6 separate regions of the Mus musculus genome follow, and all the other regions are linked to region 1. The links are chromatin loops, found by intact Hi-C in ENCODE. Cell type or tissue: heart. All regions are shown on one strand. Each heading gives the region's core, and the rest is flanking DNA. Links, peaks and the distances in the headings are about the cores only. Region 1 holds the start of Map4k3 (mitogen-activated protein kinase kinase kinase kinase 3). Region 2 has its middle 5.9 kb from the start of Gm33596. Region 3 has its middle 17 kb from the start of Gm33596. Region 4 overlaps C230072F16Rik (RIKEN cDNA C230072F16 gene). Region 5 overlaps Tmem178 (transmembrane protein 178). Region 6 has its middle 7.7 kb from the start of Gm33596.

Region 1 (5,346 bases), core at 598-4,597:
TGAACTGGTGACCAGCATTTTCCTGCCTCAGCTTCCCAAGGGCTGAGATTACAGGCATGTGCTACCAAGCTGTCTTCTTGGTTTTGCTGTTGTTTAGGTTTGTTTTTAAATATAGTAAACACATGGCTAATTATTCCTATCAGGAACCTACATATAACCTCGGTAAAACATCATTCTTGGCTATATTACAATTTCCAAGTCAGTCTGGGCAACATGAGAACTCTCTCAAGACCTAGAAAAACAGGCACGTGTGCCAAAACTTAACTGTACACACTGCCACTTATGAGACAGAAAATTTAACTTTTCACCTACTATAATAATCAGAGTTCCCCCAGACAGTTTCTAGCTCTTGGATTTGGGTATATTTCTACCATCTTAGTCAAGACCACTATTATTCCCATGAATACCCCAAGCTTCCTAACTGCTCTCTCCCTCCACTACAACCTGGACATCATGATAGGAAACCTTTTAAAGTCCGAATATTCATGTGCGTGCACGTGTGTGTGTGTGTGTGTGTGTGTGTGTGTGTGTGTGAGTAACATGTCATCTAACACCTGTAGAGGCCAGAGGACAACTCTGAAGTTGATATCCTCATTACACTTTTCGTGTGTTCTGTAGATCTAACTCAAGCAAGCCTGAGCCTCAGCCCAGAAGTCCAAATCTAAATTGGATGCAGTCATGCATGTCTACACCTCCACTCAGGGGACACAGGTGGAGGATTATGACTTTCGGGTCAGCCTGAGATACACAGCAAAATCCTGTATACCAAAAAAATACAACCAAAAGGAAAGAAAGAAATGGGGCCTGGAAAGACAGCTCAGCAGCTGTGAGCACCGGCTGTTCTTCCATGACTCCAACTTGGTTCCCAGCACCCATGTCAGACAGCTCTCAACTGCCTGCAACTTCAGCTCCAAGAGATCTGATGCCCTCTTCTGGCCTCCAGGGACATCTCTGTGTGAACACACACACACACACACACACACACACACACACACACACACTTTTAAAAACGAAAGGGAAAATCCTTATCTAATTTCACCTCCCTGGCAGGACTCCCCTAAGTCCCACAGCTAGAAGGTCTATAGGAACCAGGGTCCACATCCAGGATCCCTGTGGCTGCTCAGGTTCCGTCTTTCTCAGCTTCACACTGGTGTCTGTGGCCTTCGGATCATGACCCCTCTACGTGGCTTCGTCCCCTCTCACCATTGCCCTGAGCAAGGCCTTATCATCTTCCAGATCTTGGCTAGAAGCTGCCAGACTGGAGGGGGGACAAACCCAGCCCTCTTGTTCTGTGCTAGCAACCTTTGCCAGACCCTTGACGTCCTCTCTACACAGAATACGACTGGAATGAAGTGAAACTCTGCTGTTTAATGCTGTTCTTGTCCAGGAAAAAAAAAAAAAAAGACTTCAAATAAATCTGGGTCCATTCCTGTCTTTAGTTCATCAACACGTGGCTGCTAAGTTATACACTGGAGTTATGCTCCACACACCTTTGTCAACAGAGGAAAGTGTGGTGCTATGTGATCATTCACAAAAGCCAAGCAGATCACTCACAAAAGACCTGAGGTATTGGCTAACTTACCTTATGCGTTCCATTGAGGCAAGAATAAAAAGCCCATTGCTTTAGCGTGGGCAAAAATAAAGTGAAAACTAAACTTTCCAAGTCATACTCTGGGCATCCTCAGGTGTTCTGGAAAACAGGAGCCCAACTTCAGTTACCATGTAAGTAGATAGGCAACTAAATCAAGACTGCTGCCACCTTTGGCACTATCCGCCTCCCTTCTTGGCAGACTCCGCGAGGCCAAGAGTTTTACTGGCCAGGGAAGAACGATTTATCCTCCCACATTTAGAAGCGATCCCTCTGCAACAGAAACGCTGTCCTGCTAAGGAGCTCTGAATTCTAACCTTGTCAAACCAATACTCTTCCTAGATACTCGACTCTCACACACACACAAGAAAGAAAAAGAAAAGGAAAAATATCTGATTCCTATGTGTCACTGACAAAAACAAACCCCATTATCCAATTCTTTTTGGAGGAAAAAAAAAAAACCTCGAAGTTGCTGTCTTGCCTCCAAAAACCCATCTCTTTTTACAAAACATGACTACTTGGAAAATTACAAGGAACTGACAAGCAGATGTTAAGAGGCTAAAGGCTAAAGCACGGGCAGATGTTAAGAGGCTAAAGGCTAAGCTGTCGATGGAGGCTGCCCAGCGTTAGGACAGATCCAGCAGGCCCGGGCGGACAGTAGCTCCCAGCCACCGGGGCCTATGATCCCAGGTCCCGGAGAGGCACGTAGGTTTGTCAAGCGCCAAGCCCCAGCACCGGGGTTCGTCACACAGACCCTGCCCAGGCAACAAGCGCCCAGCCCCGCTCCGCCCTCCCAGGAACGCAGCGGCTCCGGCCGCAGCCCTTCCCGGGACTGCACGCAGGAGAGCCTGGGAGGGTCAGAGACCCGCGCGTCCCGGGCACAGCTCCGGCGAGGACGCCGAGGGCTGAGGTCCCCACGCCTGCCTCTTTGTTCCGTCCCCCGCGGCGCAGGCCCCGGCTCGGCCGCCCCTGCCCTCACCTTGTAGACGTCGCCGTAGGTGCCGCTGCCGATGCGCTGGATCAGCTCGAAGTCCTCCTGCGGGTTCCGGCGGGACAGATCGAAGCCCGGGTTCATGGCGGGCCCCGGGTGCCCCCCACCTCCCTCCCGGCCCGGGGAGGGGGGGCGCTCACGGGGGCCGCACGGAGGGAGCGCCCGCGGCCGGCCCGGCTCCGCCGCCGGTCACAATCGCCCGGCTGCACGCCGCGGCCGCCGCCGACCACGACGAGCCGCCCGGCGTCCCCGCCCCCCGCCGCCGCGCCGAGCCGGGTCACACCCACCAGGAGAGGAGCGCGCCCGCAGCCCCTCGCTCGGGGTGCAGTTCCAACATGGCTTCCGCCCGCCGCTCCGCTCCGCCCGCCCGCACGCCCTCCCTCCGGTTCCCGGCCCCGCTCGCCACTGCGCAGCCGCCATCCCGGAGGCCGCGCGCTCCCGGCGGGCCCTGCGCGCCCCCGGCTCGCGCGCCCGGTCGGGACACGCCGGACGCGCCAGACTCCGGGTAACAAAGTTGGACTCGCTGCTTGTGGTCCCAGCCCCAGCCCCAGCAGGTAGTAGTTGCCACGCACAAGACGGTATTCCCCAACTTTCTAAGAGCAAGTACATCCGAGAGCCCCGACCCTTTCTTCTAGGTTTAGGGGAGGAGGTCCCCATCAGAAAGGTGAGAAAGACCCTCGGGGGACAGTGACACTTGGGCTCTTGGGGTTGGCTTGACAGGGGTGCAGAGAGAACAAGGGGCGGGGAGAAATCCGTGGAGGGAGTGGGCGGGAAGCAGTGCAGAACCAAAGCCGTGATTGACCTCTGTCCAGGGAGAAGGCTGGATTTTTCAAAGCCCGGGGCGGGGACTACGCAAGCTGTCTGACAACCCTGAGACGAGGGTGGTTGCAGAGGGTGTGGCCTGGACAGGGATCTATTCCCACACCTGAAATGTAAACACGTGACCATCCGGAAGCTACGTAGCCGCGACATTACCTGCCCAGAGCTCCACCCAGCATAAGATCCAGATAACCAGCATTACGTCCAGACTGCTAAAAGTTAGCTAAGAAAGGACTTAGGCAGTGGAAGGGTCAATGTTGAGTTCTTAGTAAACTTAACTACTACCCATTTCCAAAAGCTGTAGCGAGGTCCACTCTGGCGCTCTGTTGGATATTTTGCTTTAAAAATGCTTTTCTAATCTCTTTAGGGACCTAAAGACTAATGTGCCTTAATGTCCAATTCCTTCTCAGAAACTTGGTCTCATCAAACCTTAAAACCTTTCTATCATGTTACTTACAGTAAACTTACCTATTGACTAAATTCCCAAATTGTGTGCTCCAAACCATACGTGGAGTCATCCAAGCACTTTAGTTATCCCAAAGCATCAGATTGTGACAGGGTTGCAATTCTGCCCCAGGAGTGCACGTCACAGGATTAATTGAGGATAAACCTTAAGGCTGTGCTATCCTGAGCTCCTCGGGACGAGGCATGGTTTTCCCCGCTTCCTCCCGGTGGAAGGCACTTGCAGGGGCTGAGGAGCAGGCCTGCCTTCTGCCTGTGCTGTGGGCGGAGAACTGTTTGTCTTCTTTAGGCTAAACAGGCAGATAATTCTGGATTCAGATAAGGAAATGGAAGTCTCTCAAAGCAGGACCTGCTCTGCTTGCTTTCTCTGCCCTTTTGTGCTTTAAAAAAAAAAAAAAAAAAAAAAAGCCAAGTTTCCAGGACTGAAAGCCATTCGGCTTGCACCAGAAAGTTCTAATGGTTTCACTGTTTTGTTTGCTGGGATTATCATCTCTGCAGATAACCGAGTGTTTGCATCACTAATAGGCTTCTTTCAAAGGGAAAAGACATTTCAGTGGGGTTGGAACAGGCTTTCAAGTTTTGTTTGTTCCATTTTGGCAAGGCTTAACTACTTCTTCTCCTTTTTTTTTTTCCCCAGAGAGACAGATTTTCTTGTAAGGGCTCGATTTGCCACATGGGTTAGGCCATAAATAAAAAGGTCTTTTGTAATTAACTGCTCACAAGGAATGAAAATAATTTGTTCCTTTGGGGATCTACCCATACTGGTAAATACAGTGCTCTCTTACCCTTCCCCCAATCTACCTGGCCTCTACTTCCCTACAAGTTAATACTCATGATCAGACACTTGCTTTGAATAAGAGAAAGGACTTCCCGCTTCTGTGATTAGAAACATTCTTAGAAACCGTCTGGGTTTCACTCTTAGATTGACTGTTGCTTGTGTAGAGGCGGTCACCTTATCAGTAGATTAATATGGTGAGTGGAAGTTCACAACATGAAAGAAACAGTATCTTCCAGTACTGAGTGCTTACGAGGAGCCAAGAACTTTCCACATATTATCTCATTTAATTCACAGAGCAGCCTGATAGCTGAGAGCGTATTATCTCCTTTTTATAACATCCCAGGCTAATTAAGCTACTCAAGGTCACATAAGAAAGCTCAGCTTTTACAGAGGCTGCTTAATAGCAAAGGCTAGGTCCAGTCTGCTCTACCAGTCTGTTCTGTTTCTATAACATATTCCACCATATTCTCTTTCTTCTTACAATAAACCATACATAATCTGTGTGATGCTTTTTTTTTAATTAAATTGATCTGAAATGACTTAAGCAATAGATATGCGATGCTGGTGGTAAAAGAACACAGAAAAGAAAAGCCAAAGCACCTGCCACCCAGCAGTGTGTGACGTCACAAACAACCCAGTCAATACATGGCTTAAGAAATGAACAGACCGAGCTGGAAAGATGGCTCAGTGGTTAAGAGCACCGACTGC
Region 2 (5,346 bases), core at 828-4,827, 88 kb after region 1:
TTTATGATAGCCAATCAAAACCCCACAAATCCATGGAACCACCTTTTCACTGAACCCACACCTTCCCCACTGTATAATGGCTCAATGACTTGAGTGAAATAGGGGTTCATCTACGGGATTTCTCATTGATACTAGCAACAGTAATGGGGAAAAAACAGTCATACGTCACGGTCTCTTCCTTAGCAACCTGAGGCTCACTGATTTATTCGCTTTCATTTGTAAGTGTCCACAAGGCATTTTCCAAGTACCTCATTCTAGAACTTTCCTGGAAATCATGCCGGAGTCCGACTTCTTCATCTCCCCGCAGTGGAAGCAGAATGTATAGGCCACTGGTCTTGACTGATGTTTAATGGGCTAAAGAAATGATCGCAGGGGTACAGGCTATCTTATTCTTTCTTCAGGCGAACAGCTTCTGTCAACATCTAGGCATCGGGAAAGCTTCAGGCTAATCATATAGCCAGTGACAGGGAGATTGTGGCTTCGATTGCTCTCCCAGATTTCTCAATTGAATAATGCCGGCGAGGGATGAATGCGCGCTTTATTTATGATTTTGGATCAGCTACAAGGCTACCTGACTTTATAGAGAGGATACTGTTTATAAATCCTCTGTTTTTGTAAGTCAAATTCTGCCTAAGCCGTTACTTGGGGAGTTAGGTTTTCAAGGCCATCTTGTGGTGAGACATTTTATAAAGTCAAGAATTTCCCAGTGATTTATCACTTTGTTTGGATTGTAAATATTGGGGTCACTTAAAAGTGAGGTTAATATATCACCCGTCTCTTTGCTTTTAGACACAGTAGCAAGCGGCCTCACATTAACTTTCGTGAATGTCACCCCGAGAAAATCGGATTGGGAATTCTGTGGGATCCAGACAGCCAGTGAGTAAAACTGGAAACCTCACCCTGAGCCAAATTCTTACCTCGCAGTTTCGATTCTCTTTGACTTCACTGATAATTTTATTTTTAAATGGCCTCAACCAATACTTAGAAGAGAATTCTATTTGTTCATCTTTCCAACGATGTCTTTGTCTCTTTGTTGGGCAGCAAGAGGACTGGAATCTCATTGTTGAGGCCCTAGTGTGTGTGTGTGCCCCACCTAGTAGAGCTGGAGCTGTGTGACAAGGGGCATTTCAGCTTGTACACTACAACAGTCCCACTTTCTTGGTGCGGTAGATTGAACCAGGGCCTTATGCACACTCAGCATATGCCCTACGCTACCACTGAGCTATCTGCAGCACACCATATCTCCATTGGCTGCCATAGCTTCCCGTGGGATGCTATACATTAACTCCAGGCAACGGGTTACAAGGCATCCTTAGTTAGGAAGGAGAGAGAGGGGGGGGGTGGTTCAGCGTTCTTTCTAATTTCTATTCATTCTTAGACATTGCCTAGGGAATGATACGTGCTGCTCACATTCATGATGGGTCTCCTACCTCAATTCACCCAATCTAGAAATCCTTTACAACACATCTAGGGATTTGTTTCCATGGTTATTTGGAGCACAGTCAAGTTAACTGTTAATATTAACTATCTTGGCTCTCTGTACATCGGCTCTGTGGTGATGCTTGACATTGGTGCAAGGAGTTCATCCTATTGCCACAAAGGAGACGGTGACATCTTGGGTGGCATCTATTCAGGCTGCTTTAATGAGACACCACGGAGGACATTTATTTCTCTCGGTTCTGGAGAGTGGGACGTTTAAGATCAAGGTGTGGGCAGATCTGGTGTCTACTAACGTATGACCCTTCATCTTCGGTGATAGTGCGCTTGTGCTGTGTTCTCACAGCATGAGAGAGGGGAAGGCAAAGAAAGCACCTCTCTGGACTGCCTGCTGTCAGGGCACGAAGCCCATTGGCCAGGGCTCTGTCATGATGCTCTCCTAGTAGCACCAACAGATATTAGAGTAGAGGGGATGTGAAGATTTGGATTTTCTGGTTTCCCAGAGTCCCTTCTCCTGCAGTGTCTTTTGATGCCTTTAATCTCTTAATTGAGATTTCTTTCTTTGGCTATTTGTATGTGGATGTTTCCATATCCCTGTATCTGGCTATTTATTTACATGGGTATGGAGCCTCCACCCAAACTCTTGTCCCGACCGTAATGCTAAGCTGTGAAATTCACAGAGTCCAGCAAGGAGCCTTTGCTCATATCTGATCTTACACCCCAGAGATTTGTTTTATCATTTATTCATGTCTGTGTGTGCATGTCTCTGTGTGTGCTGCTGCTCACAGAGGGAAGACCAGAAGAGGGCATTGGAACCTATCCTGGGTGGAAGGACCAAACTCCAGTACTTTCTTTGTAAGAACAAGAAAAGCTCTTAATCACTGAGCCATCTTTCCAGACCTTCAATCTCCCTGTCCCAGCCCTGCTCCTACCCTCCCTGCTATTTTCCTTCCTTCCTTGCCTCTCTCCTTCCCTCCTACCCTGTCTCCCTCCCACTAGTCCCTCCCTCCCTCCCTTCCTTCTTCCCCTCTTCCCTTCCCTTTTTGGAAAGGGATACTGGATATTGAACCCAAGTCTTTGCACACACCACTGAGATACACCCCTGGCACCTATTCATTGTTTAATAAATGTTTGTTTTCCATTATGACAGTGACTATGATCTTAAACACAATCATGGTAACCATAACCTGAAAGAGCCTCATTTACTATGTTGAATTATTTAATGAGAATTATGGCTAAGAATGAATAGGGCCAACCGGGCAGTGGTGGCACAGGCCTTTAATCCCAGCACTCGGGAGGCAGAGGCAGGCAGATTTCTGAGTTCGAGGCCAGCCTGGTCTTCAGAGTGAGTTCCAGGACAGCCAGGGCTACACAGAGAAACCCTGTCTCGAAAAACAAACAAACAAACAAACAAACAAGAATAGGGCCTAGCACTGGAAGAGCTAGACAATTAAAATAGCTTTATAGGGCCGGGGGCAGTAGCTCCATTGGCAAAGCACTTGCCTTGCAAGCTCAAGGACCTCCTTTTGATTCCTAGAACCCAGAGGTAAAAAGAGAAGTGGGGCCTGGTGGGCCCGTTTATAATCCCAGCTCTGGGGAGACAGGCGGATCCTGGGGCTTGCAGACCAGTCAGTCTAGCCTACTTGGAATGTTCCTGTCTAAAAACCCAAGATGACACTGTCCCGAAGCAGCTGGGGTTATTCACTGGCCCCCACGTGTACATGAATTCTCTAATGCACATGTGCTTATGCACAAACACTTCAGTTCCCAAGACCAGGTTGAGTGATGGCTTCCAACTCCAGTTTCAGGAATCTACTGCCCTCTTCTGGCCCCTTTGGGTACTGCACTTGGTCAGGGGCACAGACACACAGACACACAGACACACAGACACACACACACACACACAAATAAATTAAATAAAATGTTTAAGAATTGTCTTTCTAAAACGTTTTTGTCTTTTTGTCACTTTTTAAAAGACACGAAGCCTAGACTGGCCTCAAGTCAGCTGTGCAGCAGAGGATGTCCACGCACATCTTATCCTCCAAGTACTGGCATCAAAATCGTGTTCCACCATGCCCAGTCCATGACTCTAACTTTTCTCAGATGACTTTATTGACAGCCTAAAACATAAAATAAATAGATGGATAGAGTTCAGATTACTTAATACCTTATTCCACGTAATACATCACAGCTACATCATTTGAGGGGCTCTACAAAATGGAAACAGTGCATTCATTATAAGAGATTTCAAAGGCCAGGGCTACAGAGATGGCCCTGCAGTTGAGAACTTCTGCTGTCCTTCCAGAGGACCAGAATTCAGTTCGCAGCAGAGCCCGGTGAAGCAGCTGGGAAACCCTCCTTTAATTTCAGCTCCAGGAGATCTTACCGGAACCTTTTTCATGCTGTCTCGGTACCTGCACTCTTGTCCACATACCCCATCTCAACACACACACACACACACACACACACACACACACACACACACACACACACCATGGAGTGTGTGCTTAGTGTGCTTAGGTTCTGTTTCTCTTTTCAGTATCCCCTGAGATAAAACCAAGTTGAGGGTTCAATAGTACAGTCCATCCTACCACACATACCCACATACTCATGTGTGTTCAGATCACTTTATCCCCTTAAATAAATAAATAAATAAATAAATAAATAAATAAGAAGGAAGGAAGGGAGTAGAATTTCAAGATGCAGACAGCAGACTTTAAACAAAAGCTTAAGGTCAGTCCACTGTTGTGTTGTTCCTGTTCCATTTCTAAGGCTCCGCATTTAAGGTGCTGTGGTGGTTTGCATAGGTTTTGCCTCCACAGACTCATGCTTCCATGCTTGGCTTATAGGGAATGGCAGAATTAGGAGGCATGGCATGTTGGAGGAAGTGTGTCACTGTGGGGGCAGACTTTGAAGTCTCCTATGCTCAAGCTACACCCAATGTGGCTTTCGGATCAAGAGGTAGAACTCTTGGCTTCTCCAGCATCGTGTCTGCCTGCATGCTGCCATGTTTCCCACCATGATGATAATTCACTGAACTTGTAAGCCAGCCCCAGTGAAGTGTTTTTCTTTATAAGCGTTGCCGTGGTCATGGTGACTCTTCACAGGTCTTTTTTTTTTTTCATCTTTTTCTTATATATTTTTTATTAGGTATTTTTCTCATTTACATTTCCAATGCTATCCCAAAAGTCCCCCATACCCCCCAACTCCCCTACCCACCCACTCCCACTTTTTGGCTCTGGTGTTCCCTTGTACTGGAGCATATAAAGTTTGCATGTCCAATGGGCCAGTCTTTTCAGTGATGGCCGACTAGGCCATCTTTTGATACTTATGCAGCTAGAGTCAAGAGCTCCAGGGTACTGGTTAGTTCATAATGTTGTTCCACCTATAGGGTTGCAGATCCCTTTAGCTCCTTGGGTACTTTCTCTAGCTCCTCCATTGGGGGCCCTTTGATCCATCCAATAGCTGACTGTGAGCATCCACTTCTGTGTTTGCTAGGCCCCGGCATAGGCTCCTCACAAGAGACAGTAAGACAGTAAGACCAGTATCAGGTGTTAATTTCACACCATGCCACAGCAAAGCAAGCGCAGCCTAACTACTTAACATGGACAAAGCCATGAGCTGTGAACAGCAGCCACATAGTCTCTACCTCAGCCAAGAAAAGAGTCACTTTAATATGAGAACTTTTTAAAAGAGGCATGCTAAGATGACAATCTCTAAGAGAGAATGTCTTACTTAGGACACAGGTGTACTAGGAACATGAGGTTAAGACATGATCGAGTCATGTATGTGCTGGCCCTCCTTTTTAAGTAGATATTAATTTTTAAAATTAAATTTTAATTTAGCTTGGCTTCTGAGGCCACTCCCCTAAATGATCAGAACTGCCTTTTGTGGCATGTAAGACCATGT
Region 3 (5,346 bases), core at 507-4,506, 98 kb after region 1:
TTTCAGACAGGGTCTCACTATGTAACTGAAACTGACTTTAAACTCTTAATCCTCCTGCCTCAGCTTCCAAGTCTGGAATTCTAGTCCTGTGACCACCATGCCAAGCATCTGTATTTTTAATGCAGATGGCCTATTACACCCTCTGGAGGCCTTGGTCATTATTGAAACTGAGGAATGAGGAATGAGAAGCTGTGTTGGGTAATATGTGGAAGATGGTCATGGCTTAAAGGCTTGATCCCCAGGGGTCAATGCCAGAGGTGTTGAGGATTTTCAGGAAGTCCAGCTTTATGAGAGAGGCTCAAGTTGGTGGGAGTTGTGCTTTTGAGAGGGAGGTGGGACCTAGTGGTGCGCTCATATCCCTGGTCTTGGCTTGTGATATAGATAGTTTGCTTTGGATGTCCTTCTGTCATGAAATGACATCATTCCCAGACATATTGACATTATTCACAAGTCAATCGGGCCACCTGACCTTGGACTGGATCTTAGCTATGTATATACAGTGGTCTTAACTAGGATGAAACACCAAGCTTAAAGCAAATTGGGAAAGAAAGTGTTTATTTGACTTATAAGGAAGTCAGGACAGGAAGCTGGAGGCAGGAATGGATGCAGAAACCATGGAGGAGTGTTGTTTACTGTCTTTTTCTCCATGGCTTGATCAGTTTGCTCTCTTATAGAACCCAAGACCACCAACCTAGGGGTGACTCCACCCAAAATGGATCAGGCCCTTTCCATTCATCACTAATTAAAAAAAAAAAAACTATAGCTTTGCCTACAACCTGCTTTTAAGGAGGCATTTTCTCAGGGCCTCCACAGAGGTTCCTTCTTCTCAGAAGACGATAGCTTCTGTCAAGCTGACATCAAACAAGCCCACAGGCTCTCAACTTTCCTGGGCCTGTGACCCTTTAACACAGTTCCTCATATTGTGGTGACCCCTCAACCACAAAATTATTTTTGTTGCTACTTTGTAACTGTAGTTTTGCTAGTTGTATGAGTTGCAATGTAAATAGTTGATACACAGGATATCTGATATGCAACCCCCAAAGAGGCTGTGACCCACGGGTTGAGAACCATTGCTCTATGATGGTTAGTGATAGACACACAGGGGAACCGGTTACGGCTTCCTTCTTTGCAGGGTACTGCCAGACAAGATTCAGGAATCCATCACCAAAGATCAGCCTCGGAGGACATGTTGCTTTGATAGCAGAGATCTCAGGATGAGTGATTGCAATTAGCACTTGTTGCTATTTCATACATCCATATAGCTCCAATCTGTGAGTCGAATGATTTGTTCTCTAACGCTGGCTTAGTGTCGCTGTATTGATCTCTCCAACAGTGGTCCAGGAGTGGCTCCCTATGGGCTCTGATACCTTGGGTTTAGGAAGCCTCTGTATTTCACTCACTGACCGGTCGTGGCGCTGCTCTACCCTAAGGAAGAGTTCCATGTGGAGGCCTTGGGCTTGAAAGCAGCTTGCGTTTCTGAGCCCAGACCTTGAGAAGTGCAACTGGGTTCCCAGTGCCAATGTGGAAAGAGCAGCTGCAAAGCAACGAATAGAGAGCAGAGAGAATCTCCTAGGAGGAGAAGGGTGTGGCCCTTAAACACATTTTAGGATTACAGATAAGATTTCTATATCTGGGACTCAGGATGCTGACCCCAGAGCGCTACCGTGATGGGTCCCCTTGCTAATGGAGCTGCAGTTGTAATTGGAGCAACAGGCGCAGGCTGGCAAGGATGCTCTTTGTACTCTGTTTCACTGGTAGGAGTCTACTGTTCTTTGCCCTTGCTGGGTGAGTGGCCAGTGGGATTTAATGATGTGTCACACAGAGTTGTGCCTCAACCCTGGGAAAAGCATTTCAAGAAAATGCTCATCGGCCTTCGGGATCCTTGGACCATTAATATTCTTAATAGTGACAATAAAAGCTGAAGGAACTCTGGTCTCAGCAAGGGTTTCTAGGAGCAGCACAGTAATGAGCCAGCACAGCCCTGCCTGGGTGGTAGGGCCTCCGGGCTCGTGATCCGCCCCTGGCTGGCTGGCTCTCCTTGGTTTTTCCATTTTACCCCACTTCCTGGGCTCTGGTGGAAAGTGCAGAGAACACTCTCTGTGACCTGATACGTACGTCTTGTCAAACAACGATGTGGGAGTGCAGACGGCAGCCAGAGTTGGAAGAGAAGAAGAGAAGAGAAGGCATGTGTGTGTGTGTGTGTGTGTGTGTGTTACATTTCGCCAACAGAAATTACTTCATAACAAGCAGTGACAGAATGTCTGCCCGTGGAGCTCTGCAGAGAGAAGGAAAATTTATTTGGCGTTTGGTTTTTATTTTTTTATTTTTTTCAGCGAGCACAGGCCATTTGAAAGGAGTTGAGAGAAAGAAGAAAAGGAAAGAAATTTAAAGTGCCAAGAATAATCTATGTAGCACTCCCTCCCTCTTCCTGTTCATGTGAAAAGATCTTTCTATTGGGGTAACTCACACCAACCACATCTGGTTTTTCTCCCTGCCTTTTCTGGGCTTCCTGCCCCACCCCCACTCCTGCTTCCCACCCGAGCAATTGTCTAAAGCCCTAGGCAAACCCCAGTACATTGTTGGCCCCCAGAGGCCTCGAGACAATGTACGGTCTCTTTCCCACTCTACATGTGTCTCCCCCCGCCCCCACTTAAGACTGGCTGTCTGACCTTTGTATCTGCCTTATCTCGGCGACCTTGTGAAACATTTGCATCTAAGAATAACCTAGCATGTTATAAACAAATAGACCCAACTCCTGGGAAAGCCTCCCGGGAAGGTCCTTCCTCATTCCTGCCAGGAAACCCAAGCTGGGATGGGAGTCGGCAATAGAACGTGATTTTAGGGTCCCTGGCTGCGTTCAATTTCCCCTCCTGGAGCTTTTCGCTAGAATCTGGCTTCCCTTGACATTTCTCTCAATTTTCAAGGACACCTGGGCCATGGCCAGATATGGGCACCTTGGTTAGGTCACCTGGGCCATGGCCAGAGATGGGCACCCTGATGAGGTCTGGAAGCACAGCAGAGAGTGTGGGTACCCCCTCCAGTCCTGGAGAGCAGAGTTTCTGGGTGGGGTAGGAGAACTATGAATCCCGAGGGATTTGAGGGCACAGTTTTTGTTTTAATTTTAATTTTTTTTTATCTACAACTCTAGCTTCTGTGTTTCTCCTCTTCCTCTTCCTCCTCTGCCTTCTTCCTCTTCCCCTTCTTCCTTCTCTTCTTTGCTCCTTTCATCTTGGAGATCAGTTCTCAAAAGTTGGCCTTGAGCTTAATATGTAGCCAAGCATGCCCTTGAACTTCTGATCTTCCTATATCCTGCTGGGATTACAGGAATGTGCAACCATGAACAGGTTCCTGTAGTGCTGGGGATGGAGTCCAGGGTTTCGTGCTAGGCAAGCATTCTGCCACCAGAACTATGCTCCCAGCTCTTCCCCATTCTCCTTGGCATACGGTAATCTCCGACTCTGAAGCAGAGGCGACAGTAGGAAGAGTGTGCATGCTTATTTGCCTATGATTCTGCCCCCAAATTCAGGGCCGTGACCATTTCTATTCATCACCTTATTAAAGACGCATGTTTCTAGTGTTTTCTAGGGCTCATGCCCACTGCTAGGGAACTCTTTATGGATGGCTAACTTTCTAGAAGATTCAGTGGTGATATCTTTATTTCTGTCTTGAGTGGGTTTCGCACTTCCCATCTTGGCTCTGCATTTGTTGAATAGGGCCATGGGTTACGGGGGGCTCTCTCGCGACCTTGGAAGCGTCCTTTAGATTTTAATAGCTTTCTTGTTGTTTGTAAATTGAGTCTCTTTAAGATGATCTGAAACTGACTTGGTGAAAAAGGTTTGCAGCGTGTAGCCTTTTAAAAGCACGCTGAAGGGCTGGAGGGGTAGCTCAGTGGCGAAGATCGAAGATCAATTGCTGTGCTTCAGAGCATTCAATTCCCAGCACCCACGTGGTGACTCACAGCTGTCTGTAACTCTAGTTCCAGGAGGTCCAGTGCTGTCTTCTGTCTTCTGTGAGCGACGCAGACGCAGACGCAGACGCAGACGCAGACGCAGACGCAGACGCAGACGCAGACGCAGACACACACAGACACACACAGACACACACAGACACACACAGACACACAGTGCGCATACATACATTCAGGCACTATACTCACACCCATAAAATATAAATAAATTCAAAATTTAAAAAGTATGCTAAATGAGTATAAGTACAAGCTGCTTTGAGAAACAAGCAACTCCCTATCTACTTATGCATACCTGGTTTAAAGTATGCAAATCAATAATTTTTTAGTGGAGTTTTGTGTATTCACAATAGTACTGGAAGGAAAAGTCTTCCTCAATTGCCTCCTGCTCTAGGTTTCTGGAGTCTATCAGTGAACATTTGTCACCTACAAGTGCATGGAGCCCTAAAGCCTTAAGTGGTCTAACCCCAGGGACTTGTTAGGTGGCTGGCCATTGTTTAACAACAGTGGCATGGGACCAAGGTCCTTTGTTTCTGAAGGTTAGTTACATAAAATTGTTATTTATTTATGATAAGATAGAGACACAGAAACCGTACCTTAAATCAGCTGGAATGTGGATGCTGATTGAGAGTCCTTCCATCATTAGGGCCCTTTGTTAGGCAAGGGTACTTGACCTCTGGGGCACAAGTTAGGCAATTAAGCTAAAGTCAGACAGAACAAGTGCAGTTCGATGCAGAAAAGACTGAAGCAGCCAACTATTTGTTGGTATAGATCCCAGCCCGGTGGCTGCAGAGATAAGGAGTAAGGATTCATTCAGTCTTATAATTTTCCTCCTCCCCATTAATCTATCTATCTATCTATCTATCTATCTATCTATCTATCTATCTATGAAAACCACAGCACACAGTTTGGCTTATCATAACTTTCCAATTAGCATGAGCTCATTAGCATAGCAAGAATGCGTTGTGAGTTTCAGCCCAAAAGTCATGCAACAGCATGGGTTCTATTTCCATCAAGACGAAGGAAGAGGGAATTCTGAACGTTTTGGTGGGCTCTTCAGAACTACCTCTTCCTTCGTCTTGATGGAAAATTAGATCTAAAAATTAACTTGGAGGGCTGGCAAGATGGCTCAGAGGATAAAGGCACTTGCTGCTTAAGCTGCTGCTACCTGAGTTTGATCTCCAGAACACACAGAGCAGAGAGAGAGAACCAACACTGGAACGTTGTCCTCTTACCTTGTGTGTGCTGTGGTACATGCCCCTCTCAAATAAATGTAAAAACAGTGGTTGACTTTGACTCTCTTATTATTTACTTTATTTATTTATTTATTTATTTATTTATAAATCACTTAATCTGTTGGCATCTCAGTTTCTGGAACAAAC
Region 4 (5,346 bases), core at 829-4,828, 210 kb after region 1:
ACTCCCCATAGATTTTTCTTTTAAAGCTGTCTGATTGATTGGATATCAAATCAGTTTATAGGCAAGCAATAATAATACTAGCAACGTCTTAATTTTTGTTATTCAAATTATAAGGTTAATTTGCTATACATAAGCTTGGTGTCATTTTCTCTATGCCTCTTCTTCAAACATACATGGGTTTCCTCTATCTTAGGAGAGTGGGGCTTAGCTCAGTGATAGAGCGCTTATGCATGAAGCACGATAGCCTGGCTTTGGTCCTCAACATTGAAGAAAACAAACAAACAATCAACATGACAGAAAAATCCACAAAATGGCCTTTACTTTTTCTGTCCTTTGCACCTGGACAAGGCTTCCTCTGCCTTCATTGCTGGAGTTCCAACACATGCTACCTATATTTTTTTCCTCACGTTTTATTTACCCCTCAGAATCCAAAGGCTTAATGTCTGTTTTAGTCTCTTTTCCACTGGCTGCTGAGCGAGCTCCCCTGTAATTCTTTCAGTTCACCATGAAGTCCCACACCTGGAGTTCCCGTGGCTCTCCTGACTCCTCACATCTAATTTCTTGTTCTTCCACCACCTCTGTCTCTCGTGGGCACCACCCAGTGAACATTTCTGCATAGACATCATTCTGTCCTCTAAGTCTCGATGGCCAGGGCCTCAGTCTTGTAAGCTGTTCTCCTGCTTGGCTTGTTTGCCTACCCATCTACATAACTCTATCTTTTCATTAAGAGAGCTCTGTCATTGCTTTAGCTATCTTGGCCTAAGCATCGGATCTTCAGTGTCCACCTGACTCCTTTCCCCTTTGATTTACCCAGTGTCACAATGTCACAATGCCTGTGTCATCTCTTCTTTTGCATCTGTGCTGTCCTTATGAGTCCTCTTACTCATGCCCAAATGACTCTGGGTGCACTGTTATCATTTTCGTTGTCACCAAGGCTACAGTAATCACCTTCTTTCTTTTTTTTCCGTAGATGGTGCTGCAGCTCTTTCCCCCATTGCTTAATATCTTGATGGCATTTTAAAGACCATGGGTTCTGAATCAACCTGTTGCCGTTTTATCCAAGATTCTTCACCAAAAGTCCTCTATCCTTGCTGGACCGTGGTGCCCACTGACCATGAATGAAATTCTTCTCCCTCGCCACCAACGTGCTCCCATTCACCTGGGACCCAGCAGCATGTCTACAGCCACCTCTGTTCATGACTTCCCCATCCTCTTGACACATTACCATCACCTGAGAAATACCGAGCAGCAAAGAACTTCTGCAATGCCAACCAAACTATCACAGTTGTTCATATCCCTGCTTCTCCTGCTGTGTCCGCAGCTCTTTTTGACCATTCCTACAGGTGACAACGTTGTACACACTCATGACAGTCTTTCCATTTGTCTAGCAGATTCTTTTCCTTCTTGCTTGCATATGTGAGATGTGCGACTAGGGAACAGACTAGCAACCAGTGATCCATTTGGCTTGGGCTATGCACACCCATCTTCTAATAATGTATCAGGCACTACTTCCTGTAAGTACTATGTATACAAACATACCTCTGAATATGGAGGGTATGAGAGCAGATCTGGCACAGACTGTATTGGAGTACAAGGCAAAACTGTGTCTTTCAGTAAATTTTTAAAGGAAATCTTTTATTAGCTATCTAATACCTACCAATAATAGGGTGTACATATTAACGTCAGATGGATTAAGGGAAGAATGGCTCACAGTGAACAACTGTTAATGTGATCCAAGCTGACAGTCAAAATAGGGAATCACTTGATTACACGCCTAGCACCAAAGCTCCCTCCTCTTGTGTATCCTACAAAAAGAAGCCCCAAACAGTACTTGGAGCCTTGAGTATCTCCATACATGCGGCCCACCGTCCTCTTGCAGTATATTCTGTTCTGTTGCTTCTCTTGAATGAAGTCTCCTCACTATTTTGTAATCTGTGTGGACTTTGATTTCAGGCCAAGAACCTGGAAACACCTGGCCCAGATCCTGACTGCTATCAACACACCAACTTTGTCCAGCTTGAAAACAAAGCAGAACAAAACAAGACAAAGGCAAAGACAAAAAAACAAAACAAAACAAAAAAATCCCCCAAAGACCAAAACCAAAACAAAAAACCCACCAAAACCTCTGTTCCTTTTGTGTTTTATTTTCCTCATTAGTCATTCCTGTTAGTGAGCACACACACGCCACGCCTCATCAAAACATACTGTACCTTATTTCCATGTCACTCCCTCCCCACTTATTCTTCTTCTGAACAAAAACACTCTATTCACATTTTCTCCCTCCTCCTAGTCTTCCTCAGGTCTACTCCAGGCAAGCTCACACCCCACTACCAAGGAAACCCTTACAGTGAAGCTTCCAGCGACATCTGCACTGCCAAGGCCCACTCTGAAGTCCCAGCTCTTGTCTTGGTCAACGAGTCGCAGTCACTGACTTCGGGGGCTGATGAATCCCTTCTGTCCTGAAACACTTGCTTCTCTTGGCTCGCTCTTGGGACTCTGAACTCTTGCATCTCTCTGGCCATGTCCTTTTGCCTCCTTGTGCTTCCCTAGACTCCAATAGATGGTGATTTTCCATGTCTCAGTCCTTGACCTTTCCTGTCAAGGCTTACTCTCTGGCTGACATCATGCAGTCTCATGGTTGAAGCCTCATCTATATTTGGATTCTCTTGGTTCCGAGTTTCTATCTTTAGCCTGAACTTCTTCCTTTAACTCTCTGCTTGCACATCCCATGGCTTCCTTACTGTCGGTATCTCGCAGCTAGTAGAACTCATAGTGCACTCTGTCTGAGCTCCTGACGTGGTCCACACTTCCACTCGCCTCCAGCAGCCTGTGCTTTGTCTGCTGACTCTATTGTCACCCTTCCTTTTTGTTGTCACATTGGAAATTCTTTTGGTTTCACTTTCAAGACCTCCCCAGAAACCACACGCTTGTCGCCATCTGACAGGCTACCTCTATCCTGGTCTAAAACCTGTCAATTGCCTATGAACTAAACAAACAGCCTGCACAAGTACAGACCCTGAAGTCCCACCATGCAGACTGGACGCAGTGGCTCTGCCAGTAAAGAATGACCTGAGCAAGGTGCTCAACTCTGCTTCTCCAGGTTCCTCACTGGGAAGACTGGGATCCTAACAACAATGCTGCTACTATGACTAGAAGTTGTGGAAAGTATTAAAGAAAAAAAAAAAACACCCCACATATAAAATATTGCCAGCCCCTACCAAATAGCATATGACCAATAAATGCTAAGTATTATCTATAAAGCTATAAAAACTCCATGACAGCGGATGAAAGGTGGTCAGCAAAATCAGAGAAGTTATGGGAATAACTATTCTGCTGAGCATAAGCCAAGACGATCTTTCCATATCCAAACCTAAGACAGGTGTGGTGGTGTGTGCCAACAATCTCAGTGCTTTGGAGGCAGAGGCAAGAGGATCAAGATTTCAAGGCGATCTTCAGACAATAGTGAGCCCAAGGGAAGCCTGGGCTGCATTAGGTGCTATGTCAAAAATTCAAACATGAATAAATAAATAAAAATTAATTAATTAATACCCAGGCCCATGTTGAATCAGGATAGAGCATGTTTGCATCAACTACTCTGACCTGTGCCTGTCTCTCGGTCCATTGCACCTTGGAGCAGCTTTTATCTGTCTTACAGTTTTACAGACAGACAACCCACTGCTAAGATGCCTCGATCTGGTAGTACTTGGTATTATCATGTCGCTGTCCTCAGCTTTAAGAACAATTTCTTCTCCAAATCCCCTTCCAGATCCCAGGAATCACAGATGGCCTTAATCTCAATCTTGGCTCTATTCTTGGTCAATCCCCCAATCACTCTTAAGGATTCCATATCTGGGTTACTGTTGCTGCTACCAATGACCACATTTAAAAGTGAGCCCAGCTCGGCATCAGGTCCTCTGCCTATATACTGGAGCTTCCAGGTTAAGTGTTTTATGGGTGCTTGAGTGTGCAAACAAGAGGGTCTCTGACTCTTCTGCTTCTTGTGCTTTTTTCCTTCTGTTGGTTTGTCTTGCCCAACTTTAATGTATCTTATTATATTCGTTTTATCTTATTATATTTTATTTTGTTATATTAAGAAGTGAATGAATGAATGAATGAATGAATGAATGAATAAATGAAAACTTAGCATAAAGGTTAACAACTGAACTGTCACTTATACCTGCTGGGGACAGGAGAGGGAAAAATCAGTTTTCTCCGACAAAATAACACTGGGTGTATCAACCATTCCAGAACAGGCCTCACGTTCCATGTCGGCTGACCAGCACATAACTGGACTCCACAATTATTATTTTTTTGTGTGTATTTTCTTTGGCTATGCTTTGGCAGATCCTTTTTTTTTTTCTCTTTTGTGGTATGGTTTTTACCTTGTTTTCTTGGTTTTGAGGGGCTCTGCTGTGTTGAGTTTTTGTTTGTTTTTTGAACAGGAACTTTAAAGTTGGGTGGGTAAGGAAGGGGAAGAGGATCTAAAAGGACAGGTGAAGTGAAGAATATGATCAAAATATATTGAAATTTTAAAATTATTTTAAATAATAAGATGTAATTAAAGCTACATTAAAAACGAGCCCTATAAATCTAATTTCATGCAGCCATGAAGACCATTTTAAATTCTCATTTTACTGGGAAAAAGAAAGCCCAGGCTTTTGGAGAAATGTGGTTGCTACAGAAAAATTGTAAGCCGCCAAGTAAGACCAGAAAAACTAATAATTTCCCATAAATTCCAAGGTGAGGCCAGCCAGCCAGACCTCCATGGGTGAAAAAAAAAAAAGAGTAATTAAATAATTTTCCTGAACACCCAGCAGTAACCTTTCTTATTTGTGACTAAACTTCATCAGTAGAAACTTTAGGAATTTCTTTTGGCTAATTGTAGGGTTTTCTAGGAGAGAACCACTTTCTGTGGTATTGGGATTTCCACAAGCACAAAGTGCCTTGGCTGGAAAACACTAAGAGGCATCTCCCTCACTGCCAGCCTTCTCTCTGGCTTGCCACTCACACCATCCAAGGCTCTCCTTCACAAGCAGGTTGATGCCGACACCTAATAAATTAGGCAGATGGGGCTCATACATCAACGCCACCTACTTGGATTCCTTTTTGGTCACTGATGCGTTCCCCTCGCCCCCCCCCCCCTTAATCAGCCTCATAAATCTGACCCTGACAAGGTCCTGCCCATCTCCATCCTGTAGTAGGAGGTGAAGTGGTCATTTGTCCCCAAGCTTTCATCCCAGTCTCTCCTTGAGTGACCATCAGTGCCATGTGGTGCCCATTCATTACAGGGGCTCAGGTGTGACCATGAAGATCGTGTGTCAAGGGCTGCCAAACCGGTGACTCCTT
Region 5 (5,346 bases), core at 900-4,899, 250 kb after region 1:
TCTTGTGTGCCTGTCGTCCCACCCAGCACTTGGGAGGTGAAAACAGGAGAGTCAGGAGTTCTGTCCATCCTTGGGCTATATGAGATTCTGTATTAAAAAAATAAAAAAAAGCAAAATTGTGGCTGAAGAGATGGATGAGCGGTTAAGAACATTGACTTTTCAGTTCCCAGCACCCACGTGGCAGCTCACAACTGCCTGCAACTCCAGTTCCAGGGGGTCTGATGCCCTCACACAGACACACATGCAGCTCAAACACCAATACACCTCAAATAGAAATAAACAAATTACACACAGAAGATCAAAATGCTATGCTTATATGTCTATACATAACAATAAAGTCAATTCCCCTGTTTACTTTTTAATATGACTCTTAGGAAGTTTGGAATTGTGTAGCACGTGGCATCTCTTCCCTCTGGACAATCCTACTCATATTTACCCCTTCAGCTTGCGTATCCTCCTTTCAGTACGTAGACTGGACGGGTTTGCCCTCGGAAGGTGCTTGCAGCTGGCCAAGGCTCTTCTAGTCAGTAGAAGCTGCCCAGTTTACTGCACTTGGCTTATTCAATTCAAGTCAGCTCTTGATAAAGGGAGCGACAAGGGGACATTTCTTTCATCTGCTTAACACCTGCTTCCCTCTGAGATGAAGTCTCTCTGACAAGAACATAGCCGCTGCCCTGACCTGTAACCCTAGGGCCGATCTCCCCCTTTAAACTGGGGTGTGTGCTGGCAGAGCTTTAAAGAAACAAAGAGTCCTTTACTTTCTGCCCATGGGCCACTTATGGAATTCCAAGTGACCCTTAAGTGTTTTAGGAAGAGTGCATACTGTCGTGACCTGCCATCGAGAGGCTCTCAAGTGTCGGAGGCCTTGCTGTTATTTTACCCTTTCCAGACTTATCTGAGAGATGCCGCGCTCTGACAAAGAAGCCATAGCGTCTGCTTATAAGGGAGTTGAGTCATGAGCGGAGAGGGTGACTCTCTGACCCACCAGAAAAGACCAAAGTCAGAACTCGGCAACCAAGGCATGAGCTCAAGAAGACAGAACTGAGTTTGGGAAGAATTGAAGGCAAGCACCGTAGGAATAGGAGGGTCATGGAAACAGGCACAGCACTGCCATGGAATACTTTTAAGGACAGAAGTGGCCTCTGGGAATTATTCTCAGGGTCAGTAAGGTAGGGCTACAGAGATTCCAGTCAATGGGAAGCCATTCACACGTTCTCACGGTGTGATATGATACACAGAAACCCTAATATCATGCACTGAGGGAGTATGAGATCTCTCTCTCTCTCTCTCTCTCTCTCTCTCTCTCTCTCTCTCTCTCTCTCAGTTGTCAAAATTGGAAAGTTGGCATATTGGCCGAACACTAAAGCTATGTAATAAATAAGTACATAATGCTTATATGTGCCAAGCACTTTATTTTTAAATAAATGCATCTATTATGGCAAGTAAAACTCTCACAGCCACTAATTTAAATCCCACGTAAGCTGGGAATAGTGGCACATAACTGTAATCCTAGCACTTGGAAGGCAGAGGCCAGCCTGGTCTAACAGCAAGCTCCAGGCCAACCAGGCCTATGTAAAGAGATCCTCTCTCAAAATGAGAGTTGTAAAAAATATAGTGGGGGCAGGAGAGATGGCCCCATACTGCTCTTCCAGAGAATCCAGAACCCAGAACCCAGGCCATGGCTCACCACACCAGTAACTGAAGTTCCAGGATATCTGGTTCCCCCTTCTGGCCTTCCTGGGCAGTAGACACATAGTGCACATACATTTGTGTAGGCAACACAATCATACACATAAATAAAAGCACACAAATCTTAAAAAAAGTAAAAAGCAATATAACATGATACTGCAAAATACAGGAAGATGACTTCAAATTACATTTAACTTATTTTTTAAAGGAAGGATTTTATGTGTATGTGTCTTGCCTATATGTTTCTCTGTATTCCATGTGTGTGCCTGGTGCTCTCAGAGACCAAAAGAGGCTACTAGATCGTTTGGAAGTGGTTTTATACATGACTATGTGTCACCACATGGGTGCTTGGAATCAAACCCAGGTTCTCTGTAAAAGCAGCCCGTGTTTTTAGCCACCGAACCTATCTCTGAGCCCATCTCTCCAGACCTCTCAGGGATTACTGAGGCCCCAGACACCGTACGTGATCACAAAGCAGATTAGACCAGCGGTGGCACACATGTGGCCTGCTGTCTGAGAGAAGAGTGATATCGACGTTAGTTGGCAATCTCTGCAGGAGCCCAGTGCTGGGAGTCTTGCACAGAAGACAGGAGTGGACAGGCAAGAGGGACCAGTGGTTGGATCACTGCCCCGGGCAACTGTTGCATGGTTCTGTTTATCCCTTTGTACACATGAGCTAATCTGCGATGGCCATTTAGGGTCCAGCCTCCTGGTATGGGGCAGTGGTTCTGTCTAATGAATGTGAGCATTTGCCAAGAGATGACTCACAGTCCAGCATTGAGGTTTATAAAGGGCTAAGCCCTTCACAATAACCCTACAGAGTCTATGCCATCAGACCTCTGCTTTTATAAGAGAGGGAACTCAGGCGCAGGTTAAAGGATTTGCTAAGTTTACACAGCTGTAATTCAAACCCACGTCCTGTCTCTCTGCCCAGGTTCGAAGCCTGAATGACGTCTCAGTGTTGAATTACTGTGAGTTTTGTAGTATCTCATACTTGCTATGTCTCTCCCTTATTTAACCTCCCCGTGTGTCCCCGCGACTCACTAGCTGTGGGGCTAGTTCACTATTGTCAGCAGTAGAAACAGCAACGATTCACCAGACCAAAGGCTCCATTCCTCATCCAGTAGGATGTATTTATTTATATATCTTATTCTATGGTTTTTTAGCATCCTTAAAGTGGCTTTACTTGGCCCTGTAAGAAGCTAATTATTCACCAAATATAGACCACGGCTTGTTCTTTTCAGCCCCCTGCATGCTTTTTCCCCTCATTGTGCGATGCCATCTGGTGCTATGAGCTCATGCTTTCTGTGCTCCTTTGCAGAGCGCCAGATTCGTCCTTTCTGAGCCCAGAAAGCAAGGTTGATTTCAGAGTTTGCTTGTGTGGCTTTGAGAGCACTGGGGTCTAACGCCTCCTAGTGGATTTTGCCGGTATCACTCCTTACCATCACCACAGGGAATTCATGCTCACCCATGTAGACTGTCCGTCCATGTCTTTCTTTCTGAGTCAATAGCTTTGGTGAGCCACCCAGCACCAGCAGGTCTTTTTCTGTGTCGTTTTTATTGGCTTAATGCTTGGGATGTGGGAAGCCAAACCCTGATAATTACACTTTCCTCTTCAAATCTGTCTCACTTTGTGCTGTGGCGGTAGAACACGTATTAAAGAGAAGGAGATCGGAAGTCTTGTGGCTGGCCTCGGATCCGTCCTTCACACACTCTTTCTCCAAAGTCCGGAGTCTCTCTGATCATTTTTTCCCCAGGAGTGGAGCACTGGGAACATAGGACATTTTCTTGTATACCGAGCTTAGGATATCAGAGCTTCCCCACCAGACCTCTGATCTTTGAGACTTTTGAGTGCTGCTCGTCAGATCTGCTCCCTCTCTTTCCACCTTCTGATGCTCGATCAGCGTCCTTGGCAATTAGACTAAGATCCAAGGGATATGAAGTGTGTCTGGTGATGTCTGCGCTGCTAGCCTCGGGTCTCACTCCAGCAGAGCACCGGCCAGGCGATTGCCCTCTTCCTGTAGCCCTGCCTCCTGGGGGACTGCGTGGTACTATGAAGGCACAGAGGAGAGAATCAGTCCCAGGGATGTTTAGAGTAGTTTAAGGGAGCACACAGTGTCTTAAGTGCAGAAGTCGTTCTAGGCAAACCATCTCTGAGTCTGAGAAAGCTGGTTTTTGTTTTGTTTTCCCAATTCCGTACCTCTTCACCAGCATGAGGCAGCTTCTAAGAGATGCAGGTGGGGAAGCCATGGAGTCAGCCATGTAGCTGGTCTAATCCCCAAATGAAATGTATCGACAGGTGTGGAAAATGGAGACAGACACAGCCCTCTGCCAGGAAGCAGCTTTGTTTCCAAAAGTGCTCACGTTGGTACTGAATTGGAAAAAAAATCGATTTTTCATATCGAATTGACCGTTTTACTTTAGAATAGCAATAACTGTAGAAATCTGTAGAATTAGCACCAGTTTCTAAAAGTTAAAGAATTCAGTTTGTCTAACCACACACACATTAAGACTTGCTTATGTCGTTGTACTGTGGCCTAGGCTAATTCCTCAACCTCTGAACTTCAGACATTTTTTGTTTAGTGGAATAATTATTCCTGGGGTCGTTGGTGAATGTCAATTGGATTACTTTTATATGTGTATGTGTGTGGTGTATTGGTATATCTCTATCTCCCCTTGTGGAGGAACAAGTATATGTGGATGCGGGTAGAAACCAGGGCTTGATGTTGGCCATCCACATAAATTACTCTGCATCTGAGATACTGAGGCAGAGCACCATACTTGAACGTGCCTGTTCCAACAGATCAGCTAGTCAGCTTGCTCTGGGGACCTTCTCTCTCTCTGGGCTTCTCCTGGGACTAGGATGGGCTGCCACGCCCAGCCAGTATTTATGTAGGTGTTGAGGATCTGAACTCCAGCCATCATGCTGATGGGGCAAGCCCTTGGCCTGCTGAGCCGTTTCCCCATCCCTCACGGAGGTTTTGTTAGATAATTTTTATGTGTAATTGGGATGATCAGGTCATCTCTGTCTTCTGGTCCATACATGGTATTCTGCATAAACTGAACTTTGTCTAGTGAACCCATTTGTATTCCCGACATGTGTCTCATCTGGTCATGGTGCATGGCTTTTTACATGTTGCTGAGTTCAGATTGCTAGTATTGGGAACAGTTTTTGCATAGAAAATATCAAAGAAAGTGGCATATTTTCCTGGAGTTGTGTAAGAGGACACAATTTTGATCTGCAGAACCCATGATATTTTTTGTTTGTCTGTTTGTTTTTTTAAAGGACCAGGGCAGGGGCGGGGAGTCGGGGGGAGATTGAGATCCAAGCTGGATGGGATGGTAAAGGTTATGCTCCCAGCACTTGGAAACTGGGAACAGGTTCATCTCTAAAGACTTACTGACTGGTCAGACTACCTAGTCTATTAGTGAGTTCCAGGCCAGTGAGAGGTCCTGTCTCAAAGAGAGAGAGAGAGAGAGAGAGAGAGAGAGAGAGAGAGAGAGAGAGAGAGAGAGAGAGAGGAAGAAAGAAAAAAGAGTGTGGGTGGGTAAAAATGGCAGAGAGACCTGAGGACTGACACCCAAGGCACAAACACAAGATATTATATAGTTTTCTTTCTTGTGATGTCTTGATTTCAGATCCAGTTGGGAAGTGTT
Region 6 (5,346 bases), core at 597-4,596, 74 kb after region 1:
TCCCTCCCCTTACCCCTTTCTTTTTTTTTACTTTTCCTGCTTGGAAACAGCTGAGGGGAAACCCCCCCCCCACATTTTCAGTTCTCTAGTTCTTAAATCCCATGACTGTGGACTTCAAGGCCAAAGGTCCTAGACCTGGGGCTTCTGTGCTTTCAAGTCCTGGTCCTTCTGATGCTGTGGGTTGTTTCTACTACTTTGTAGGTAGGGACCATGATTTGGAGCCCTGGCCAACGCCAGGCTTCTGAAAATCTTTAGTTTTTAGGTCTTCAGTATTGGAAAATGATTTGTCTCAAGGTCACACAAAGTGCCGAGGCCTGGCCTCAGCCATACCACCGCTCCATCCGTGCAGATGTGACATGAGCCTATGAATTACGGGTAAAGTTCTCCGATGCACAGGCTAATCTTAGTACTGGTGTCACCTGCTGGGGTCCCCATTAGACACCCTAAAGTTTAAAAGCACTTGTTTACCAATGCCCCAGTCACAGAAAACCCAAATGCCTATGTCTGCAAGATCTCTCTTAGTGGGAAGCGGGGAGTCAGGCAGACTTTTTAAGAAATAAATTTGTGAATTAATTTTAATTGAACGTAAAACGTGTACATACTTCTGGATACCATGTGACCTCTCACTGTATGTATTTGTTATGTGATGTCCAAATCAGGGCAGGCATGTTCATTCACCATGTCTTCTTCCACAAGCATGTAAAGTCACTCTCTCTAGCTTTTGGGGGGACTACACAGTCTACCATCCATACCATCCATAAGTATCCTTGACTAGAAACTCTGATCTTGTTTTTCCCGTCTGGCTGACACCCACTATCCTTTGACCAGCCCTTCCCTATCCCTCCCTCTCTGACTTCCTCCCGTCTCTAGTAACCCGCATTCTGCTCTTGATTTTAGAGAGCACACTTTTAGAATTCACCCATGAATGGGGTTGTGCTGTGTTGTTTTTCTCTGAGCAAGCTTAATGTCCTTCAGGTCCATTAGTACACGCCCCTTGTCACATCCCAAGCCAGACAGGTGCTCCTGACCCTGATACAGAACAATTTTCTCCTAGTCATTACCTTCTCCCATAACTTACTAAATGTCCACAGGGACGATAACAACGAAGGTCATAGGAGGCCATCTCTCTGAACAACTAATGAGCTATTCAGAAAGTCAGCTGTGTTGATTTTTGAATGGCACCAATGGCCCAAGGCAGACACCCCTCACAGCCAGCCTCTCCTGGTGGTGGCAATGGTGGCCTTGAGCACAGACCTTAAATTATGGGGAAGTAACAGATTTTGTTTGTGGGGCTCTGCAATATCATGATAAAGTCTGGTCACCAAATTGTACTATCCTCTCTCTGTAAGTTGCTGTGTTCAAATGGATGAATGTAGCAAAATAATAGCATGTGATGTATGGGCTGACAGCCTAGAGAGACTTAGGGTTAGAACACGTAAGTACATCCTGGCTAGAACTACATGGCTTAGATTTTGTATTGCTCACGATTGACAGCAGTGGTTCTCAACCTGTGGGTGGTGACCCCCATGGCCACATGACTCACTGTATTAAAGGGTTTCAGTATTAGGAAGGTCAAGAGCCACTGGTCCAGAGCCAAAACTTTTTGGAGAAATGAACAGCTCATCAGATCTGCCTTGAGTTTGTCGGGTCCCTGTAGTCCCCAAGGCCAGAAGGTCCACGCTGCAGTGTGTTATATAAGTGGGTGTGGTGGTGGTGGGGTGAAGGTGTGCTGTGCACAGCAGAACTACAGTGTGTTCAGGGCATGCTGGGATCTGCAGAAACATTTTCCAGTAAGGATTCGTGTCAGTTTCAAAGTGCTCAAAACAACCCTAAAAAGAGTGTGGCCAGAAAAGCTATTATTGCTGCCTGAAATCCTTGTTGGAACAAAACGTGAAACAAAAACGAGCGAAATAGAACAAAGCAAGTCATTGTGTAGCGAACCTCACCGTCCAGTGTACCTGGCTGGCATGTGGGTGACTCAGGAAGGTCAGGAACCAGGCTGTGGCAGTTGCTTTAAACCTCTACCTTTCGGTGTGTTTCGGGGGTGGGGGTGCTATGTCCTTGAAGGGAGCGTGGGTGAAGAGCACTCCTGCCTAAAACCGCGTGGGTTTCCCTCCTCCCCCATATCCCTGTCCTGTTTTCTAGAAACAAGTGGATTCATCGGACTCGCCTGCCGATGACCCCCTTCTCTATTTTCTGTTCCCTTCCTTGAGCCTTCCTCCATCCTGGCTCAGGGTGAGCCGACAGGAGGAGCACAGAAGGCGCCGACCTTGGGCATAGAGGCAGAACTGCCCCCCCACCCCCCACCCCCACCCCCACGCCCCCACCCCCCGCTTGAACTAAAGCAGTGGCAAACCCTCTCCTGAAATTTCTTTCTCGCCCTTCATCAAACTTTTGTTGGACCTGGAAAGGAAATGAATTCTAAAGGCAGGAAATGACCCAAAGACCGGAACAATGTGTGCAAATCTAAACTCGTGCTTCCGCCCTTTGGTTACAAAGCATTCTAATCTGTGTCCCAGGAAGCCTAGCCCATTGCCAGATGGAGATCTGTTTTCAGATCGGCTCTTGGCATCTGCCACTCCCAGCTGGTGACATTCGCACGTTTCTGAAAGGCAAACCTGTCCCCACATCTTCAAACTTCTGGAGAGGTGTAGCCCCAGGAAAGTCCTCGAGGCTCTGGCTGACAACGCCAACCATCTGAAGCACTTCATCTGCGGTCGAACTGTTGCTGGACTCCAGCCTAGAACGCCAGCACACGGAGTCTGTTCTCGAAGATCTTCAGCATCTGAAACCAAAGTGTGTCTCTGCTGCCAAAAAAGGCTGGCTCCCTCGCCTGCTTCATAATCCCTTTCTCACCAGGCGTTCCTGAAGAAACCCGATGAGTCAGGGAGGAAGGAAAAAAAAGTGTCTGAAGGAAGCCTGGGGGTGGGTTGGCCTCTACCTCAGCCTCAGAAAGCCCCCCCCCCCTTGTTTGGCAATCCACTAACGCTTAGGGGTTTGATTTTTTACTTTTCCCATCTTCCCTCTTCTGTCAGCTCTCACCTCCAGAGAACCTTCATTTACCATTCCTGTAATTAGCTCTGCAAAAAGCTGGAGGCCCTCGGATGGGGAATTAGTCACTCTTGCAAAGATGGTTAGACTTCACTTTCATCCCCAGGAGCAGGGCGAGAAAAAGCGCCCACTCGGACTTCCAGAAGAGACCATTATTCAATAGCTCCGTTCTGACTCGGGGCTTGTGCTTTTCCCAGGCTTTTTAATTTTTATGGGACTCTGTACATCTGTCTTCCTGAAAAAAGCTAGGAACCAGTTGAAGTCTAAACACCGTGAGGTGGCTTGTGGGATATCTGCTTCTAACAGGTATCCCACTGAGGCTAAGGGCCCCCTCACCCTTCTGTCCCCAGGCAATCAGAAAGTAGGTTTTCTGAGAAAATGTGCTTAACTCTCAGCGTTTCTGAAATGCCAAACAGATTGAAGGATAAAGAGTCTGGCGTGTTTGTTGACATCTGGCTTATAGATAAGCTACTGAGAGAAAGAAGGGAGAGAGTCAACGGGGGTCTGGTGAGAATGGGACCCAAGTAGGCGCCGCTCTTCTGGCGCTCGGCACCTGTCCTGGAGTGCAAAGCCACTCTGCGCCACTCTCTCAAATTGTGTTGTGTATTATGAAAGAGGTTTTTAAAATGTTTTGATAAGCCGGGATTTATTCTTGGAAAGGGAATATGGGCCCTGTTACAAGATAGGAGCTTAATGTCAGTGCAGGTCGTATCAACTGTGTGTGGCTGTGAGCAGAGTCACGAAAAGCTTGGCGAACTCCCAAGGTGGCTTGGAGCAAACTCGCCCTTTCTTTCCTTTGCCTGTAGACAATGAGCCCAGGACAAAGCCAGACCTAAGGAGATCATCTTCCCTACTATGGACATCAGACAAACAAGATAAATAGTTTGCGTTCTTATGATGACAATGGTGATAAGAGAAGCTACTGAGCCCAAAGAAAACAAAAATGGATTCTGATTGCAAGCTATGTTTATAAGACACGTGCCCCCCCCCCCCAACAGAACAAACCAAAACAGAACAAACCCACAAACCAACCATGCTGTCAGAGTCATGTAACTTGACCCTGAACTTAGTTAGGGCACATGAAATAAATACAGTTTATTTCAGTTTATTTATTTATTTCTGGACAGAAAACTCCAGATTAGGTTAATGTACAGTTGAGGGCCGTTAACAATTAGCAAGAAAGGCACCAGATTTAACTTATTTTTGTACTGCTTCCAGCCTTGATTATCTGTTAAAAATTTGACATAGTTAAGTACAGTTAGATTGTTTTAATACGTAAGAGAGACATAGAATCTATTATGTGCTCTTTGCTCCTTAATTGGAATGTGTAGCCATCGAGGGTCTCATCTTTTGTGTTCACAGAATGACAAGCAGTGATACAATTTATGATCTGTACCATGATGGCCAAGCTTGTGTTTTGCTTAACTGCAGGCGTTTCCAGGGTTCTGGCTAGACATGCCCAGCGGATGCTGGAAGTTTACAGAAGAAGAACAGACTACTTGCTTGCAAGCTGGACCGTGCTCACAGGACACTCAGTCAACTCACAGGGCTATCACAGGGCTATATTCTCCACATATGGGAAGCTAGAGATTGCTGAGGTCTCTGTGACAGCAAGGTGCACTACATTAGGTTGTGCCACTTGGCCAGCTGAGGTGTCTCATCTGAGAGGTCATGGTACTCAGGAGCTATTGGCATAGTGCAAGCATCCAGATCTAGACAAGATGGATGCTAGGGTTTGAGAAGACGTCTGGTTCCTGATTGGCATACGCATTTGTTTGAAAGCCACGTGTACTTTTATTTTTTGTTTTTCTTGCTTCACAAAAACCAAAACAGAACAAAACAAAACCCCAAGATTTAATTTGAGGCTCAGTGAGTAAAGGCATTTACTGCTAAGCCTAATGACTACAGTTTGATCCCAAGAGACTGCACGAAGGAGGAAGGAGAAAATTGTGTCTTCACAGTTGTCCTCTGATCTTTGCATGCATGTAAACATGCACGCACGCACGGATGCATACACACCACCGCTACCACCATATATATATGTATGTGTATGTATATGTATATGTATATATATATATATATATATATATATATATATGTTACATTTTTGAAATAGAAAACAATATATTCTTGGAGAAAGATGAGTGGGAGAGTGATAATGTGTGGACAGGACCCAGCATGTCGAGGCCTGCCTAAGAGAGCTACACACACTATCACTAGGCACAATTACATCCTTTTATAAGTAATTCATATTTAAAGTTGTTTTTGCAAGCAGCTTAGTTGTTGGGAACTACT

What was found. Hi-C counts contacts between places; a loop is a spot of excess contacts. Peaks named below come from ENCODE experiments on the same cell type or tissue, not always from the same donor. Only the 100,000 strongest peaks of a DNase experiment are listed, where the experiment ranks them.
Region 2: a loop joins it to region 1, with 2.2 times the contacts of the local background. A loop is called at or near these places in 12 of 42 quality-filtered maps.
Region 3: it touches region 1 in a loop (2.1-fold over the local background); 6 of 42 quality-filtered maps call a loop at or near these places.
Region 4: it touches region 1 in a loop (2.0-fold over the local background); 6 of 42 quality-filtered maps call a loop at or near these places.
Region 5: it touches region 1 in a loop (2.8-fold over the local background); 4 of 42 quality-filtered maps call a loop at or near these places.
Region 6: a loop joins it to region 1, with 3 times the contacts of the local background. A loop is called at or near these places in 13 of 42 quality-filtered maps.

Annotation. Positions count from the first base shown.
Region 1 is chr17:80,725,227-80,730,572 of GRCm38, forward strand. It overlaps Map4k3 (mitogen-activated protein kinase kinase kinase kinase 3), which reads right to left and starts at 2,799. Exons shown (of 34, transcript NM_001290345.1): 1 at 2,568-2,799. The coding sequence starts at 2,663. It also overlaps the pseudogene Gm9959. In heart, for the core only: no CTCF peak of the experiment used is centred there; DNase peaks (open chromatin) are centred at 1,785, 2,295, 2,985, 3,365 and 1 weaker place; H3K4me3 peaks cover 3,175 bases; H3K27ac peaks cover 2,395 bases.
Region 2 is chr17:80,812,694-80,818,039 of GRCm38, forward strand. No RefSeq gene overlaps it. Among named protein-coding and RNA genes, the nearest start is that of Gm33596, 5.9 kb to the left of the region's middle. In heart, for the core only: a CTCF peak has its summit at 3,260 (motif pointing left); no DNase peak of the experiment used is centred there.
Region 3 is chr17:80,823,597-80,828,942 of GRCm38, forward strand. No RefSeq gene overlaps it. Among named protein-coding and RNA genes, the nearest start is that of Gm33596, 17 kb to the left of the region's middle. In heart, for the core only: no CTCF peak of the experiment used is centred there; DNase peaks (open chromatin) are centred at 2,075 and 2,645; H3K4me3 peaks cover 480 bases; H3K27ac peaks cover 2,181 bases.
Region 4 is chr17:80,930,989-80,936,334 of GRCm38, forward strand. It overlaps C230072F16Rik (RIKEN cDNA C230072F16 gene), which reads left to right. Exons shown (of 6, transcript NR_131127.1): 5 at 971-1,343; 6 at 1,954-2,459. Among named protein-coding and RNA genes, the nearest start is that of Tmem178, 11 kb to the right of the region's middle. In heart, for the core only: no CTCF peak of the experiment used is centred there; a DNase peak (open chromatin) is centred at 2,553; H3K4me3 peaks cover 771 bases; H3K27ac peaks cover 2,274 bases.
Region 5 is chr17:80,979,522-80,984,867 of GRCm38, forward strand. The region is part of intron 1 of Tmem178 (transmembrane protein 178); the gene reads left to right. Among named protein-coding and RNA genes, the nearest start is that of Tmem178, 38 kb to the left of the region's middle. In heart, for the core only: CTCF peaks have their summits at 1,765 (motif pointing left) and 3,101 (motif pointing left); a DNase peak (open chromatin) is centred at 3,050; H3K27ac peaks cover 726 bases.
Region 6 is chr17:80,799,041-80,804,386 of GRCm38, forward strand. No RefSeq gene overlaps it. Among named protein-coding and RNA genes, the nearest start is that of Gm33596, 7.7 kb to the right of the region's middle. In heart, for the core only: no CTCF peak of the experiment used is centred there; DNase peaks (open chromatin) are centred at 1,581, 2,671 and 3,781; H3K4me3 peaks cover 1,589 bases; H3K27ac peaks cover 1,907 bases.